2 separate regions of the Mus musculus genome follow, and region 1 is linked to region 2. Evidence: chromatin loops called from intact Hi-C (ENCODE). Cell type or tissue: gastrocnemius. All regions are shown on one strand. Each heading gives the region's core, and the rest is flanking DNA. Links, peaks and the distances in the headings are about the cores only. Region 1 overlaps Rbp1 (retinol binding protein 1, cellular). Region 2 has its middle 20 kb from the start of 4930579K19Rik.

Region 1 (8,332 bases), core at 39-8,038, 100 kb after region 2:
GTTGGGTGAGAGAAGGAGTGGCTCTAAGTTGACCAATAGGAACTCTTGATGGCTCCCTTGTTTTTATTCCCTTAAAAAGCTAAAGGGCTTCAGGAATCCTTTAGGCCTGGAACAGTCTGTGCCCAGGCTCAAAAGAACTGAGCCCGGAGGCGTGGTTCACTACTTTGCCTCAGAGTAGTTCAAGAATTTAAGCCCAGACTGCCCACTGAAGTTCCCTGGAACTACCTTATCTCAGTGGGTGGACCCAGGCCTTCCCAGTCGTTCTAAGAGCAACCAAGACAGCCCAAGGTCAGCCCATAGAAGCAGCTCCTGTTGACTATGGCAGGGGTTGGGGGCAGTGGCAATCAAACTCTGCCTTCCAAGTTGTTGGGAAGCGAAGCTGGATATTTGTGTGACCATTACTAAACCTGAAATGGTGACAGAAGAATCTTGAAGCTCTTCGAGGATCAAGTGAAACCCCAGAGAACCTTCTGCACCCTGATTTGCAGCCTCTGGCACAGAGCCACGGGGCTAAAAGGTGAGGGGACACTGAGATCATGTCCACCCTGTTTGCAGCTAAGCAAACAGAGACCCAGGGAGTTGGCGGGTGAACCCCATGGCCCGGGGCCCCATGCAGCTGGCCTGCTCCTCTCGTTCCAGTTCTCCTCTCCTCCTCCACAGCTGCAGCTGTGGAGCTCAGGGGCAGTGGTAGGGCATTCTGAGATGAAGATGTGATAGCTGGGTCCTACCCAAGGCACCCAGTGAGTGGCCCAGGATTTAGCTCAAGGTCATCTGAACCTTGAGAGCGAGGCTCTTTCTGCAGGGAGGGTAGTTGGGGAGTTCCAGGAAGGAGGAAGGATAGAGACTTCCACCTCAGAGGACATGGGTCCTGGTAGCTCTCACGGAGCCCAGCCATCTTGCCCAGGCAGAAGGCAGAGTAGAAGTGGCTTTGCCCTGAGGCTGAGGGTAGAGAGGAGGACTGACTGAAGAAAGCCTTTCCTGGCCCCCAGCCTAAGGCGAGATCACACACTCCCGGTGAATTTCTGCTTGGCTCTGGTCCCATTGTGCACAGGATACATATATGTTATTTGGAAGTGCTTTGTGGAAGTGCAATAGGACTTGCCAGCGAGCCCCTCAGAGTTCCACGTCTTCACCATCAAAACAGGAAGCTGATTTTCTGTTCCAGAGAACACAAGGACCTTGACAGCTGCTCATACTACCACCTGCCTCTCCGCCTGCTCCCCCTGGCTGGACCTTGAGTCAGCCTAGACCTTGGAAACACATTGTATGGTTTCCAAGTCATTCAGGCATCTTCTGCAGAAGAGATACTTTAGAATAGAACCAATGCCTACCCAGTGCTCTTTTCCATTGTCCATTCACTCCCTCAGGGCATGAGGACTGCTGGGGACACAGCCTGGGTCCCCACCGTGGAACCTACCAGGTGAAGTTCATCACCCTCGATCCACTGCGTCCAGCCACGTCCCTCCTTCTCTCCCTTCTGCACACACTGGAGTTTGTCACCATCCCAGCTCACAGTGGTCTGCCAAAGCAAGAAACACAGTAGTCAGTCCTGGGGAAGCACCCACACCCACACTCAAGAGGACTGAAGGAGAGAGAGGCTCCTGACCTCAATAATTCAAGATGCGCTTACGGCAATTCTAGTGCAGAAAACTCACATCCTAATACTCCCTGCCCGCCACATGCTTTTATTAAAGTGTGCAGATCAGTTTTAAATTTATGAAAACCTTCATAAATTCCACTTAAAAGGGCAATTAGGACAGGGAGAACGTCATTGAGGCAGGGTTGTGAATGGGAAACAGGGAGGAGGGATTTCTGAGATATGCCAGTCAGGGCCTCGTCCCCTCATCTCTGTGAGGAGAACCCTGCCTATCCTAGACAGTTCATCTACTCAATCATTATTATTTCAACTTCTGCTAGGTCTTCTTTTTTTTTTTTAAAGATTTATTTATTTATTATATGAAAGTACACTGTAGTTGTCTTCAGATACACCAGAAGAGGGCATCAGATCTCATTACGGGTGGTTGTGAGCCACCATGTGGTTGCTGGGATTTGAACTTTAGACCTTCGGAAGAGCAGTCGGGTGCTCTTACCCACTGAGCCATCTCACCAGCTCTGCTAGGTCTTCTAATATCTACAAAACCCCACCCATGTCCTCAGAGAGCCTCCATCTCCTAGGGAGAAGGAGCTCAGATGTCAACAAGATGTTGGTCGACAGCCTCCTGTCTTCTCTAAGCCAAGTCTCAGTTTCCACTGTTATATCCTGCTGTATGGCCTGGAATCTCCTGTACATGTCCCAGGTTAAGAGACTTGCTCTGCTCATCTGAGTGGTGTGGACATAGGTCAGTAGTGCTCGGAAGCCCCCTCTTCTGATGTGCTATACAGCTTTATGTTGCTGGGGTTTCAGACCAGGGGCTTTGGGAGGTCAGCAGTAAGTTAAGGAAGGGGAGTCCAGGGAGGAAGAGACACTGGGGTGGGCTCCAGAGAGGAAGGCTGGACCCATAGGGGAAAGGTTCCTGGTGCTTTGTCAGGAGACAATGGCAGAGATGGGGGACTCTAAGTACAAATGCTCAGGACTTGAACTATGGGTAGAGTCCTCCTGTCCTGCCTGAGACCAGCCCACAGGCTGGACTCGATCTGATGGAACCTCACATCCCACCCTTGAGCCTCCACATCCTCATAGAGCATGGCGTGTCCTTCCAGATGCTGAGAGAGAAGACAGGCATCCCTGAGGGGTTTCTGTTTCTTTGAGCAGCCAAGACCCACCCAGGAACACGGGGGGAGGGGGGATCAAAAAATGGGAGCTCAATCTTGTCTCCTTAGCATGACCATTAAATAAGTGCCTGAGTCAACAGAACCTGAGCTGGGTGACAGATATGGCCAGGACATCTCCTACGTACCATGCCCACATCCTTTTGGATATACATCCTTGCCATAAGGGAAAGTCCTCATGAGCCCTGCCACCCACCTTTCAGCGGGAAGGACTCTGTTCAATCTTGCTCACTGTGTGGTTCTCAGTGACTTTAACATTCCCAGGATCCCCACATTCCCACCTGGCATGAGGGAGCCGACTCTGGGGCCTTGGCTTTAGATAGCTCAGGTTCTGAGCTTCCTGCATTGTCTGTCACGTTCAGCTCAGCATCAGGACAGTCAGTAAGAGCATAATGCAGATGTGAGGGAGGAAAACGCTGGCAAGGAGTGCAAAGTGAGGACTCCACTGGAGGCCCACTGGCTCCTTTCTCCTTGATGCCCTCCAAGCCCCATCTTTGCGCTTGCTGATCACTACTGCCCTCTGCTGTTGAGATGAGCCTGCAGTGAGACATTCAGGAGATGCCGGGGAGATGGGTCCTTTTCCAAAGTACAACAGTGTGAATTAGAGCTCCAAAAGTCATGTAAAAAGGCCAGTGCTGACCTCTGTTACGATACCAGGGCTAGGGAGATATTAGATATTAGAAGATCTTTGGGAGCCCAGCCTACTCTGTGAACCATAGGCTAATGGGAAACCGAATAGAAAAAAGAAAGGGAAAGAAGAGGAAGAGGAAGAGGAAGAGGAGGGGGAGGAGGAGGGAAAGGAGGAGGAAAGAAAGAAAGAAGAGAGGAAAGAATGAAAGAAGGAATGGAGGGGGAAGAAAGAAAGGAAAGAGAGAGAAAGAAAGGAGAGAGGGGTGGGGGAGAGAATTCCTAAGCCTGGCCTCTGGCTTCCACACACATGCATACATGCAACTGTACATGTAGATGAGTGTGTACACACACACACACACACACACACACACACACACACACACACACATACACACACACGAGGGAAAGAGGGAGAGAGGGAAAGGGAAAGAAAGGGGGGGAGAGAGAGAGAGAGAGAGAGAGAGAGAGAGAAAGAAGAAGGAGGAGGAGGAGGAGAGGGGAGAGAGAGGTAGAGGTAGAGAGAGAGCAAACTGGGTTGACATTTTAGAAGGCAGAGCACCTGCCCCACTAGCTAAGCCTGGATCCTCAGAACTAATATTTAAAAGCCACATGCAGTAGTACACATGTCTGCAATCCCAGTGTGACTCTAGAGGCAGGCAGGAGGTGGATAGAACTGTCTGAAACCAGTGGTCTCAGTAACCTAGCATAAGCAGCCATGAAACAAGAGAGACCATGGCTAAAACAAAATGGAAGGTGAGGACTACCACCGAGGTTGCTCTCTGACCTCCATGTGTGTGGCATAGCGCATGTGCACCTTCACAAATGACACGAGCAGACACACAGACAGACAGAAGTGAGGCAGGCATAGCCAGGGGTGCACCAGTATGCACACTGATCTCACTCCTGGAGGCAGTTCACAGTGAATGTGGGGCACAAGAAGCCTCGTGGCTCCTCTCCTTGATTCAGAGACGCACTTGGGGCACATGTGTAGCCTCAAGCCTGAGAAAGTCCAATGTAAGTCAGGTCAGAATACAGTACAGTCTGTGACTGACGAGACTGCGGTGGGCAAAGGCTGTTATGTCCCAAATGTGGCAAAAAGCAGTGCACAGGGTGTCATCCATGCCTGGCTTGGGATGGGGAGAGGGATGGAGAAATGAGTTCTCAGCTTCAAACAGTTCCTAAGAACAGGTAGTTTCCTGTGCACTCTGCAGGTGAAGGGCTCCAGACCCCATTGAAGCATGAACAGACTGGCTGGGTCTCAGCTAGGATCTACAGGGCATTGTCTTTTCTTCCATTAAAGCTGGCAGATTCATACCTTCTGTACTTAAAAGAAGAAATGCAAATGAGTCTATGTAACTTCCCTTCCTCAGAAATAACTGCCTAAAATTTTGGAGTACTTCTATCCAGTCGTCTATCAACATATCCATATATTTCTGCTTTTAGAAGATTAGGATTGCCGTCATGTATGCCTTTATGTCCTCATTTCTTTATTTATTAGAGGTGATTTCCACGTCCACAAATAGTAGCCATAAGCATGCTTTTCACTGTTATGCACTATGGAGAAAATGGCCACGTCATTTGCAAGAGCCAGAGGAAAATGAAAATGAGGGACTCTTATTCAAAAATAGTAATGATTTAAAGACAGCACCAGCAGAGCATCCAGACAAGTGAGGAGCCCCTCAGGGCCCTGGTGGTGTTTTACTGAACACACACTCCATTATTCAGCTGGTTACCTACTCTGGGACATTTGGGTATTTTATAATTTGAAACAGTATAAATAAGACTTCCTCATATACAAAGCTTTCAGCACATTATTTCCTCAGAACACATGTTCTGAGGAGGATCTGTCTGGTGGAGTTGTGTGCAAATTGCTAAAGCTTTTGACAACCATGCCAACTGGATCACCAGACTCACCCGTTTACCCTGTAGGACTACTGTCAGAGAATGGCCGTGACTGGTATATTCACTAGGTAAGGTGGGCTTCTGCCCCCAAGGCTGTGGTCATTCTTTCTAAATCCCATGGCATATCCAGATATAAGCAATAGTAATGCCTTAGCTCAGGGGGCTGTCTGGTGGTAGGCAGAATATCCATCACTGTGGTAGGAGGTCCAGGAGCAGATATATGCCTAATATACAGAAGTCTTTCTGAGAACCCTATACACAGGGAAGAGATCCCTCAGTTGGTCCTGTCAGTGTCCAAGCCCTTTCCTGGCCTCAACCAAGTTCCTCTTGATTCTTATCCTAGGTACCTTAGAGCACAGATTGCTCTCGACTATACTGGACATGGTAGGGCATCTGAGGTTAGAAAGGTTATGTGACTTTATCAGAATCACAAGGGCACTCCTGTTTCCCATGGCAGGGCACTTGGTAGACACCTGCTAAAGTCTTTGGAAGTAGGAAGATAGGTTTTGGTTCCACCACGTGAGAGGTTGAGGCAAGAGACTCACTATAGGTTTAAGGTCAGTCTGGCCTAGGTGGTATTTGTCTCAGTGACTCAAAGTCTGGTGTTCTATAGCAGCAGGAAAGGGGTGTGAGGAGCTGCGGGGAGAAGGGCAATCACTCGGAATGAAATGGAAGGCAGCTTTGGCTAACTTGGAACTCAATAGGTAGACCAGGCTGGCCTCAAACTCAGAGATCCAACTGCCTCTGTGTCCCAAGTGCTGAGATTAAAGGTATGTGCCATGCCCGATGGTAATTCCTTTTTTTAATGACACAAAAATGTAAATTTTTCTTACAACCTACTCTAGGATCCAAAAACACCACTTTGGCCTTCCTCTGAGGTCAGTAGCCAGCCATCTTTCAAAGCCTGATTCGAAGGGGTCTTGGCTGTTTGATTCACTTTCCTAGATTCACCCAATTAATCTGCATTTGGGGGTGGGGGACTTCAATCAGGAAGACATTCCTGATACTTTTCAAGTTTCAAAGAGAGGGGAGGCTGGTCTCTCTCTCTCTCTCTCTCTCCCTCTCTCTCTCTCTCTCTCTCTGTGTGTGTGTGTGTGTGTGTAAAACTGCTACCCTAGACTCAGAATCCCACCTTAGCTATGAAGACCAGATACAAGGACAAGGCAGTGGACAGTCACATTGTAATTTAGCTTCTCAATAGTACTTATTTCAACACCACAGGAAGGTACAAAGGGGCTGGAGCCAGGGCAGCTGCTTATACCCAAAGCCAGCCTAAGTTTTTTATTAAAAATGAACAATAATCCACACCTCTTTGGCTGTGTCAGCAGTTTCTGAACCATGTGCCAAGAGATGAGCGAAGACAATTTTATACTATTCTGACAAGGGACTGTCACTTCAAAAGCCATTATCTACTTCCCAGCCATTCAGAAATCCTAGCTGGCACTGCAGTCAGCAAGCTGGGGTGACCCTGTCCCGGGGATGTCTTGATGTTCCTTTGTCCCTTTCAGGTGACCAGTATTGGTTGTGACAGTCAGTGACCCCACATGACCTATAAATGCTGAGACTCAATGTGGCTCTCAGAAAACATGTGACATTTATTAAAGTTCCCACAATCTGCCACTCACTCACTCTAAGGACAGGGATGCCTCCATGCTTGTCCACAAAGAACTGCCAGGGTCTCCCTTGCTGTACCCGCCTCTGGGTCAGTCTTATCTCTGTGGGTTCAGAGGCAGGTCATAAGAGGAGATGCCTTTCCTATGGGGAGTCTTGTCTACAAGCTCCGGAGTCCAGTCTGACCCAGCTCTGACCCCAACACCCACACTCTTTAGATTTGGGGATAAAAATCAGAGCCCAGACAGTGAGTTGGTACTTCTTGTGTACAGCCTGTGAGTTGTTAAAAGATACAGATCTGCCTTGCCTCCTGCAGTGTGGTTTTAACACATGATTTTCTCTCGGAGGGTCTTCCCGTTCCTGTTAAGACAGCCTTTGGTGCTTGTATTAAACAAGCTGTTGGGCGGAGGGGTAGGAAAGCCATAAGTCCTAACACGTGAGACCCAGTCCTGAGAGCTTGCAACAATGTTTCATTAATCCGCAAGGGTTAGAGAGGCAAAAGATTCCTAAGTTTCTGTAATATTCAGCCTGCTGCAGGTGGGGCTGACGGCACTCAGTTCTGCCCCACTGGGAAGCGCAATGGGTAGGCAGTGGCTTCTCTTTGTCTAGTCCTCTCCTAAGGGAATTCCTTAAAATTACCCCAAATGAGCACATTTAGGAGAGAAAGCCAACTCACTGTGAGCACAGATGAAAACCAAATTAATAAGGCTTTAAAATGTTAATGAGTAACTAGAGACACAAAGACCACTAAAAACAGCCACTATGAATACATGTTGTCATAACAAGACCTCTGAGGGCACAAGAGAATTCAATGAAGACATTCATTTCTACCATGAAGATGTTAACAGCTAATGGTAACACAAGTCTTAGGATAAACAAAATGAAATATGTTCTGATTAATAATCTTGGCACATTAGTTCCTCCCCGCCCCCCCATAATCTTGGCACATTAGTTTCCCTCCCCCCCCAATCATTTTTAGAAAGGGCCTTGACTCAGGTTAGACCATTACAGTGCTAGGGCTACCACTGAGACTGAAGTTCTGAGGAGCAGGTGAGAGGCTGGGCTGGAGAATGTTAGAGGTCTGTGTCACCCAACCCTGTCCAGGCACCTGGAAGGCTTCCTGGTTGAAGTGACAGCATCATATCATGATCACCACCACCACAGTCACCATGGTGACCAGTACGGATACTCAGCAGGGTGCAGAGCAGGTTATGAAGCACCCTCACCTTGACTCCTCCAGACCCCGTGTAGTCTGAGGACTGAGGTCACCCAGCTGTGGAGCTGTCAGCGACTGTGCTCAGCATCTCCTGGGTTCAGCTGAGCCTTACATGAGGAGGACATGTAGCCTGGCTCTGCAGGAAACGGCATTCAGCAGCCATGGTCCAGCCCCCCTTGCAACCTCCTGCATTCCGGCTACTTG
Region 2 (8,332 bases), core at 200-8,199:
GCCTTTTCAACACCAAATGCCCATAGCTTATGGATTACTACAAGGCAGGACACTTGAGGTGGTGACATCCTTTTCAACAACTAATCCCATTTTTCTGCATCTGGTTTTGCATTTTACTCCTTGTGCTGCTAGGCCTGTGCCCCCACTTGCAGCCAGCTGTTTTAAAGCTATTGTTGTTTCTTCTTCTTCTTAATCTGTATTATTGCCCTATGGACAAGATGTGCTGGACAAACCAGATACAGAAGAGTTACCTGCAGTTACCAAGTAGGCATGGGAAGTGGAAGAAAGGACTCCATTTAGAGACTAGGATATTGCTAATAATCCAGGGTGTTTCAGAAATTCTAAAAACAGTAGCTGGCTCACTTACAGATATACTTTCTCTAGTCTTCTCTATTCTTAAATATGACTGACCTGCTAGGGACCTCAGGACCTAAATAATGACATGACAGTGAGTTCCCTGTTTCTGCTCTTCACCATGGATCTCAAACTTAGAACTGAAGAATCAGCAACCTGGAGACACCAACAACCACAAACAAAAACCAACCCAAACGACGACCTGCTCTCACTAACCAATGGACCACAAGAAAGGCAGCCTATTAAGACAGAGTCTTTTAGATGACGATTGGTTGACCCCAGAAAGGCAGCTTACAACCAAAGCTGTCCTACCCCTCCATACAAACAAAGACCAAATAGCCAACCTAGACTTCTACTTCCTACCAAAATGTGAAAAAAAATTATTCCTGTCTTTCTGCTGATGCTGGAATGGCATCAGAAGCCAAGCAGAGGTTTGGGCCCTAATACCTACTGGTATTAGGAGGTATAGTAAGGAGGCCATTCCTCCACAGCATCAGTGGAGACCAGTGTGAAGCCTGGGAGTCCAACCAGATATGAAGTTCTCTCCCATCCCAGTAGAGAAGCTCTAAAAGCAAAAGGACCCCTTATTTACTGTAGATGCATTTTTGGGGCTACTTTATTGAGTTCTTATAACTATCATCCTTCTCCACCCTTATTCCACCCTGATCCTTCCAACCCCCTACTACTAGGTAGGAGAAAAAGAAGGTTAGAGGGGGAAGGGGACATAGACCTCTCTAGACTACTTCCTGCTGATTAGGGATGTCGAGTTCTTAGGGGCAAGCACAGTCTTTGTGGTTAGGATACTGCTAACCAGCAATCCAGCAATCCAGCAATCCAGCAATCCAGCAATCCAGCAATCGCAACGGCGGTGGCAGTGGTGGTGGCGGTAGTGGTAGCAACAGCAGTAGGCACTGCAGGCCCTCTCATATAGCTTTCTCCAGATTCCCCAGAATTCCAAACATAAATTATCTGCAGCCGGCAAAAATCACACCCCTCCTGGAGCATGAAACAAATCATAGTTAGTGGCTGTGAACAATCTGAAGCAGCCCCATATCCCACACCTGGTATTAAAACAAAAACATAAATCACATAACATAACGATTTTTAAAGAAACCAAAATTCTCACTATGCTTTACCTCTGCAGTACCAGTAAAGTCAACACAGGGAACAGCAATGGTGCACCCCTAGCTATCCCAGCCAGGGGATATCCCAGCCAGGAACAGCCCAATGGTAAGCTTTAACTCCGACCTTTGCCTAGTGGTAATGAGAAACTCTTCCACTTGGTACTGAGGGGTTAATGGAGGTTGAGTGGGGAACCTGGAGTCCTCTCTGCACATGCCAACAGTGAGATACCCTTCCACCTTGTCCCTGCCTGTCACTAGTGCAGTGTGTGAGGAAGTCAGAACAGAATGCGCAAATAAATTAACACAGTACCCAGAATGTCCAGGTGCCAACAGAAAATCACTCATCGGTGGTTTTTCAAGAGCTAGAAAACAGATGTCAACATTAAGATGTGAGAAACTTTAAAATTATAAGACAGATATTTCAAAGCAGTCACCATAAAAATGTTCAATAGGCAATGTTGAGTATATTATAAATACAAGCAGGAAGCCTCAAAAAGCTAAAAATATATCAGAAAAGAAATAAAAGCTTGAAGAATCTAATGAAAAAGTTATGTTAAAAACTTCATAACTGAGCAGGGAGGGCAGCACTTGGGAGGCAGAGGCAGGTGGAGCTCTGCAAGTTTGAGGCCCGCCTGATCTACAGAGTGAGTTCCAGGACAGCCAGGGCTATCCTTGTCTGAGAAAAAACCTTGTCTCAGAAAACCAAGAACCAAACCCAAACAACTGAAAACCAAGTCACAGCCCCACCCCCAAACCCATAACTGACATAAGAAAGCTCAAATATGAGAAGGGATAGCAAAGCTGATGGCACAGGGACATCACTGAATCTAAGCACTACAGAGAAGGCAGACTGAAACCACAAGAGACAGAGCTTCATGGACCTCTGGGATTTATGGCAACTCTAACATTTATATCCTTGGAGTCCTGAAAAGAGAAGAAAATTAGATCAAGGCTCAAAACCCAAAAACCAAAACAGAAAAAGCAAAACCAACCAAACAAAAAGTCCAAAGTTTGTTTTCCCGTCACAGTCAATTCAAGCTAGCAACAATTAACAGGAAGGTATCAGGAAAGCCTATATATGCTTGAAAACTCAGCAGTGCACATTGAAACAGCAAGTGACAAAGAAAGCCATGGGTGGTGGTGGGGGGGACGTTGAATAACAGTGGCAAAATAGCATGCCACAATCCCTAGTGTGCAGCTAACACAGCACTGAGAGGTGACCTGGCAGCAGTCAAGGAGTGCGTTGGCAAAGGAGAAACAGCTCAAGTGAATAATCTAAGCTCTGCCCTGAGGAGAGCAAACAAAACCCAAGACCAGCAGAGGGGAGGAAATCCTAAGAATGAACACCAAGCAATGGGGAACAGAGAGCAGAGGAAACTGTTGAGACAAAGGCCCCATTCTTGGGAAAGCTAAGCAAGATGGACAAAACCCACAAGCTACCAACATTAGAACCAAGCAAGGGTGGTGACTACCGACCACAGAGTTACCATGAGGAAAATAACAACCCGATGTGTGCAGAGGGGTTTTGTGTGTGTGTGTGTGTGTGTGTGTGTGTGTGATGCTTGATGTTGGAGTCATCAAATATTCTATCAGAACTCACCCAGTACGAAGGAGTCTGAAAAGGTTCACTTTAAGGTAAATGAGTTCATAATTTGAAAATGTCCTCCAGTCTCTAGTCCCAAATGCTTTCCCTGCATAACCACACCCAAATATTTAAAGAATACCAATTCTGCACACTCTCTCCCAGAAAAGATGATAATGCCCCGCTCCATTTTGTGAAGCCAAGTACTTCTTCAATGACAAAGCCAAACAAGGAGATCACAGAAATAAAACAGGAAGCTGTACGTCAATATATCTCATAAAGCCAAACACAGAACCTATCAACAAAATTTTAGCCAGAGAACCTGACAGTTAACAAGAGGGAAAACGGGGCTGGAAAGATGGATCAGTGGCTTCCAGAACATTCTGCTCTTCTAGAAGACCTGAATTTGGTTCCAGCACCTAAAGAAAGGAGGACTGCTCACAATCACCTGTAAGTCCAGCTCCGGAGGACCCAGTGCCCTCTTCTGGACGCCTCAGGCACCTGCACTCACATCACACATTGCCCCCCCCCCCAAACATATATAGCACAACAGGAGGATTTGTATTACACATAATCTTAAAAGTAAATGCTTTAAAAAGAAAATAAAATGAAACACACACTGTAGCCAGGGAGAGTTTGATTCCATAAATGAAGGGCTATTTCAAGATTTAGAAACCAAACAGTGTAATTCAATCCAACAGATCAATAAAGTCAAGCCAATGTGTGTGTATGAGAGAGAGAGAGAGAGAGAGAGAGAGAGAGAGAGAGAGAGAGAGAGAGATCTGTGTGTGTAACTCCATATGCTTATGTGGGCTAGAGGAGGATATTAGGTGTTCTGCTCTGTTGCTCTTCACCTTATTCCGGAAAGACAAGAGCCTCTTACTGAACCTGAAGCTTATGCATGGCCACACCCCCCACAAGTGCCAGGGTTATGCGTGGCCACACCCCTAATTGGTGCCAGTGTTATGCACAACCACATCTGTTTCAATATGTGGCTGAGTCATCTCCTCTGTCCCACGCAACTAATTTTGATAAAAGTTCAAAGATACACTATTCAGGGGAACAATTCTGTTTGTTTGTTTGTTTGTTTGAAACAGAGCCTCACTATGTCTCCCTTGCTGACCTGGAACTCCAGGCTGGCCTTGAACCTACAAAGATCCAGCTGCCTCTGACACTCAAGTGCTGCTGGGATTAAAGGCATGGTTCTCAACCTGTGGGTCTCGACCCCTTTGGGAGTCAAACAACCTTTTCACAGGAGTCATATATCCCGCATATCAGATATTTACATTGCAATTTATAACAGTAGCAACAAAAATAATTTTATGGTATGGGGGTCATCACAACAGGAGAAACTATATTGAAGGGTCACAGCATTAGGAAGGTTGAGAACCACTGGATTAAAGGCAAGGGTGACCACCCAGCTATTCCAGCCTCTTTAACAAACAGCAGGGGACAGTAGGTTAGGAAAAAGAGTATCAGTCTGTCCTACAATGTGGACAGCCATGAACTCAAAATGGGTCATGGGCTTAACTATAATCCAAGTAAGCCACACAATTTTATAAAACAGAGAGAGAGAAAAAAAAAAGAGGAATTCTTCAGATTAGGGCCAAGGAGTTCTTAGATTTGATACTAAAAGCACAGCCCATTAAAGAAAATATTAAGTTGAGCCTCCTCTGGTTAATAGCCTGTCAAGGACGGTGTTATTAAGATAGAGGCATGAGCCTCAACAAGACCTGAGCGAGGTCAACACCGAGAGACCTGCTAAAGAAGCAGGGGAATGTCATGGAGCCTCAATCCTAGAAGAAGAACTACACTCAACTAAGGAATGCCAGAGGGACAACTTGTTATCCATATCAATATATCCAAAATCAAATGGTCAGCTCTGAAATCATACAACCATACACATACAAGTAACATATAAGCACAAACAGCGCAGGTTGTGTTTATATACTTAGTCACACACACATACACACACACACACACACACACACACACACACACACACACACATAACAACAAAGAAATAGAGGCCATAAATTTGAAAGAGAGTGTGAGAGTGCATGGGGAAGGAAGAGGGGCAGAAAGGGAAGGGGGAAATGATGTCATTATATTTTAATTTCAAAATAAAAATATTTTAAAAGCATAAGCTTTAGGTTATATTTGCATATCCCCGAAAGAACTAGTAGCTAGAATGTATTCAGGATGCTTCAAATTCAGCAGTGATGCAAACAATCTGGTTATAAAACGGGCAAAAGACATAAAGAGATAAACCATCAAAGAGAATATGCAGAAATGCAAATAAGCCTAGGAAAAGATGTTCAACATTATTAGCGATTGGGGAAAAGTCGCATGCTGATCAGCACAGCTAATGCGCTGGCCAGAATCTGGAGACACAATTATTCATGTGCTGCTGGTAATGATGCAAATTGTGGAAATCAGTTTAACATTTTCTTTTAAAAAAGAAAACAACAACAAAAAAAACCAAACCCTGAGCGTGAAGCTATTCTAAAACTAAGCAGTCCTGCTTCTGGGTCTTTCTCCTAGAAAAATGGAACTATGCGTGAAATCCCATAATTTGTGATTATGACATCTTTGTCCCTAAGAGTGGTAAAAGCCTGGAAATAGCCCAGCTGTCATTCCACAGGTGAGCAGTTCCACAGAGGCATCCACACCACAGAACACGACTCAGCAATTAGAATCTATGACCTATGGATGCCAATGACAACCTGAAACCCCCAGACAGCCGTGCTCAGTGAAAACCATCCTGGAGCGTCACACACTGCCGGGCTTCTTACTTGATATGGCTGAAGTGACAAATTTATATGAACTGTGACCCAGCTAGTTGCCAGGTGTTGAAGAAAGGACAGTTAGATAGAGAAGCTACTGTAAGGGTCCCTGGAAACTGTCTTTAGACTTAGCAGAAAAAACAAAACAATACAGTCTCCAAATATCCTTCAGCTTTAACATCTTGAACCAGCACAGCAATTTAAGAACTAGGAAATGAACATTGCATGATACTATCATGTCCGTTGCTCTGTTCAAACTCCACCAGTGTTTCCACTAAAGTTACAGGTTGATTGGTTGGTTGGTTTTTCTTGCTGTGTGGGGGATTGAACCTAGAACCTCACACAAGCTAGGCAAACACTCTACCATGAGTTATGTCCCTAGTCTTAGCCTTACTTCCTATTGTGAAACAGGATCCCACTGTAACTCGTAACCCTCCTGCCTCAGCCTCCAAAGTAGCTGTGACCAGAGGTCTGCACATCCAGGATCAGGAGATAAACTTTCTCTAAGTTGTGGGATCCTTCAATGTGTTTAGTTAGCACCCCCACCCCCCGCCCTCAGACAGTGTGCTTCATGAATGGCCTTGCCACTTCCACAGAGTGAATATGTGTCACTGAATACTGAAGGCCCCTCATCACAGTCCTAGGTAGTCCAGGTAGTCTTAGGACTGGTCAGAGCTTCTGCATCGATTCCAGCTCCTGAAACTTTTCCTGATCTCCAGGAATAGGAAGGCAGAAAGTCCGAGCTGTTGGTACAGTGAGAGCCACGGAGCCATGCCTAAGCCCTGGACCATTCATTCTTGTCAGTACGGTACAGCTGGACAGAGAGAGCAGGATCCACATGCTTGATATTCAAAAGTTGCTCTGCTAAATTAACTATGTTTTGCAGTTATCTGTATCTTTTTGACATCATGTTTTAAAATTTATGTTTATTTTATGTGTATCGGTGTTTTGCCTGTATGTCGGCGTGAAGGTGTTAGGTCCTGGACTTAGAGACAGTTGTGAGCTATTATGTGTTAGATCCTGGAGTTACAGACAGCTAGCTGTAAACTGCCATGTGGGTGCTAGGAATTGAACCTGAGTCCTTGAGAGTCCTTTACACAAGCAGTCAATGCTCTTCACTCCTGAGCCATCTCACCAGCCCCAGTTATCTGTATTTATTTTAAAGATCTAAAAAGTGAAGTCTTTATGTATTCTTAGGGTTTATGTAGTCTTAGGGTTTCTGTGATGAAACACCATGACCAAAAAGTAAGTTGGGGAGGAAAGAGTTTATTAGGCTTATACTTCCAGATTATAGTCCATCATTAGAGGAAGTCAGGACAGGAACTCAAACAGGGCAAGAACCTGGAGCCAGGAGTTGATGCAGAGCCCATGGAAGGCTGCTGTTTACTGGCTTGCTTCCCTGGCTTGCTCAGCCTGCTTTCTTATAGAAACCAGGACCACCAGCCCAGGGATAGCTCTACTCACAATGGTCTGTCATCACTAATTGAGAAAATACCTTACTCCATGGAGGCAGTTCCTCAACTGAGGCTCCTTCCTCTCTGATGATTCTAATTTGTGTCAACTTGACACACAAAACCAGCCAGTAAGTACACTGTATAACATCATTAAGAAACCAGTGGGACTTTTTTGTTTGTATGTTTGTTTGCTTTGTTTCTTGGGGGGGGGGGTGAGGCAGGGTTTCTCTGTGTAGCCCTGGACGTCCTGGAACTCACACTGTAGCCCAGGCTGGACTCGAACTCAGAAATCCGCCTGCCTTTGCCTCCCAAGTGCTGGGATTAAAGGTGTGTGCCACCACTGCCCGGCTTGCTTTGTTTTTTTGAGACACAGTCTTATTATGCAGCCCTGAATGGCTTGGGACTCACTAAGTAGACCAGGCTTGCCTTGAACTTGCAGTAAACCTCCTGCCTCTGCCTTCTGAGGACTGAGTTTACCAGCATGCATTACCAGCATGCCCAGTTTTAAAGAAAAGCTTTCACAATCTTGGACTAGGCATCATAGTGTGTGTGTTTGTTCCCCAACAGTGCCAAGCACAGTACCAGAGTCTAGTAGGTGGGTGATGTCCATCAGTTGATTTGACACTGTTAGCCTAGCCAAGTTCACTCTGAATGTAACATAAGGCAGTGTAATAGGAAGGCTAGCAAGATGGGTTCCGGGGCCAGCAGACCTGATTTTGACAAGCTACGTGACCTCAGGCAAGCCTCAGTTTTCTTTATCTGAAATATGGAATGAATAAACACTAAGCTCTCATAGGACTGACAAGGTTAGGTGGGATTTTTCCCCCTTAGTCGGGGTTCTTATAGAACAATGGTTCTCAACTTTTCTGATGCTGGGACCCTTTAATACAGTTCCTCACGCTGTGGTGATGCCCCCAACCATAAAATTATTGTGCTGCTACTTCATAACTGTAATTTTGCTACTCTTATGAGTCATAATGTAAATATCTAATATGCAAGATATCTGATATGCAACCCCTGTGGGTGTTGGGA

The links. Hi-C counts contacts between places; a loop is a spot of excess contacts. Peaks named below come from ENCODE experiments on the same cell type or tissue, not always from the same donor. Only the 100,000 strongest peaks of a DNase experiment are listed, where the experiment ranks them.
Region 1: it touches region 2 in a loop (4-fold over the local background); 18 of 42 quality-filtered maps call a loop at or near these places.

The regions. Positions count from the first base shown.
Region 1 is chr9:98,437,777-98,446,108 of GRCm38, reverse strand. Rbp1 (retinol binding protein 1, cellular) reads right to left here. Exons shown (of 4, transcript NM_011254.5): 3 at 1,418-1,519. Among named protein-coding and RNA genes, the nearest start is that of Rbp1, 19 kb to the right of the region's middle. In gastrocnemius, for the core only: a CTCF peak has its summit at 3,297 (motif pointing left); DNase peaks (open chromatin) are centred at 577, 1,077 and 3,281.
Region 2 is chr9:98,539,905-98,548,236 of GRCm38, reverse strand. No RefSeq gene overlaps it. Among named protein-coding and RNA genes, the nearest start is that of 4930579K19Rik, 20 kb to the left of the region's middle. In gastrocnemius, for the core only: no CTCF peak of the experiment used is centred there; a DNase peak (open chromatin) is centred at 3,531.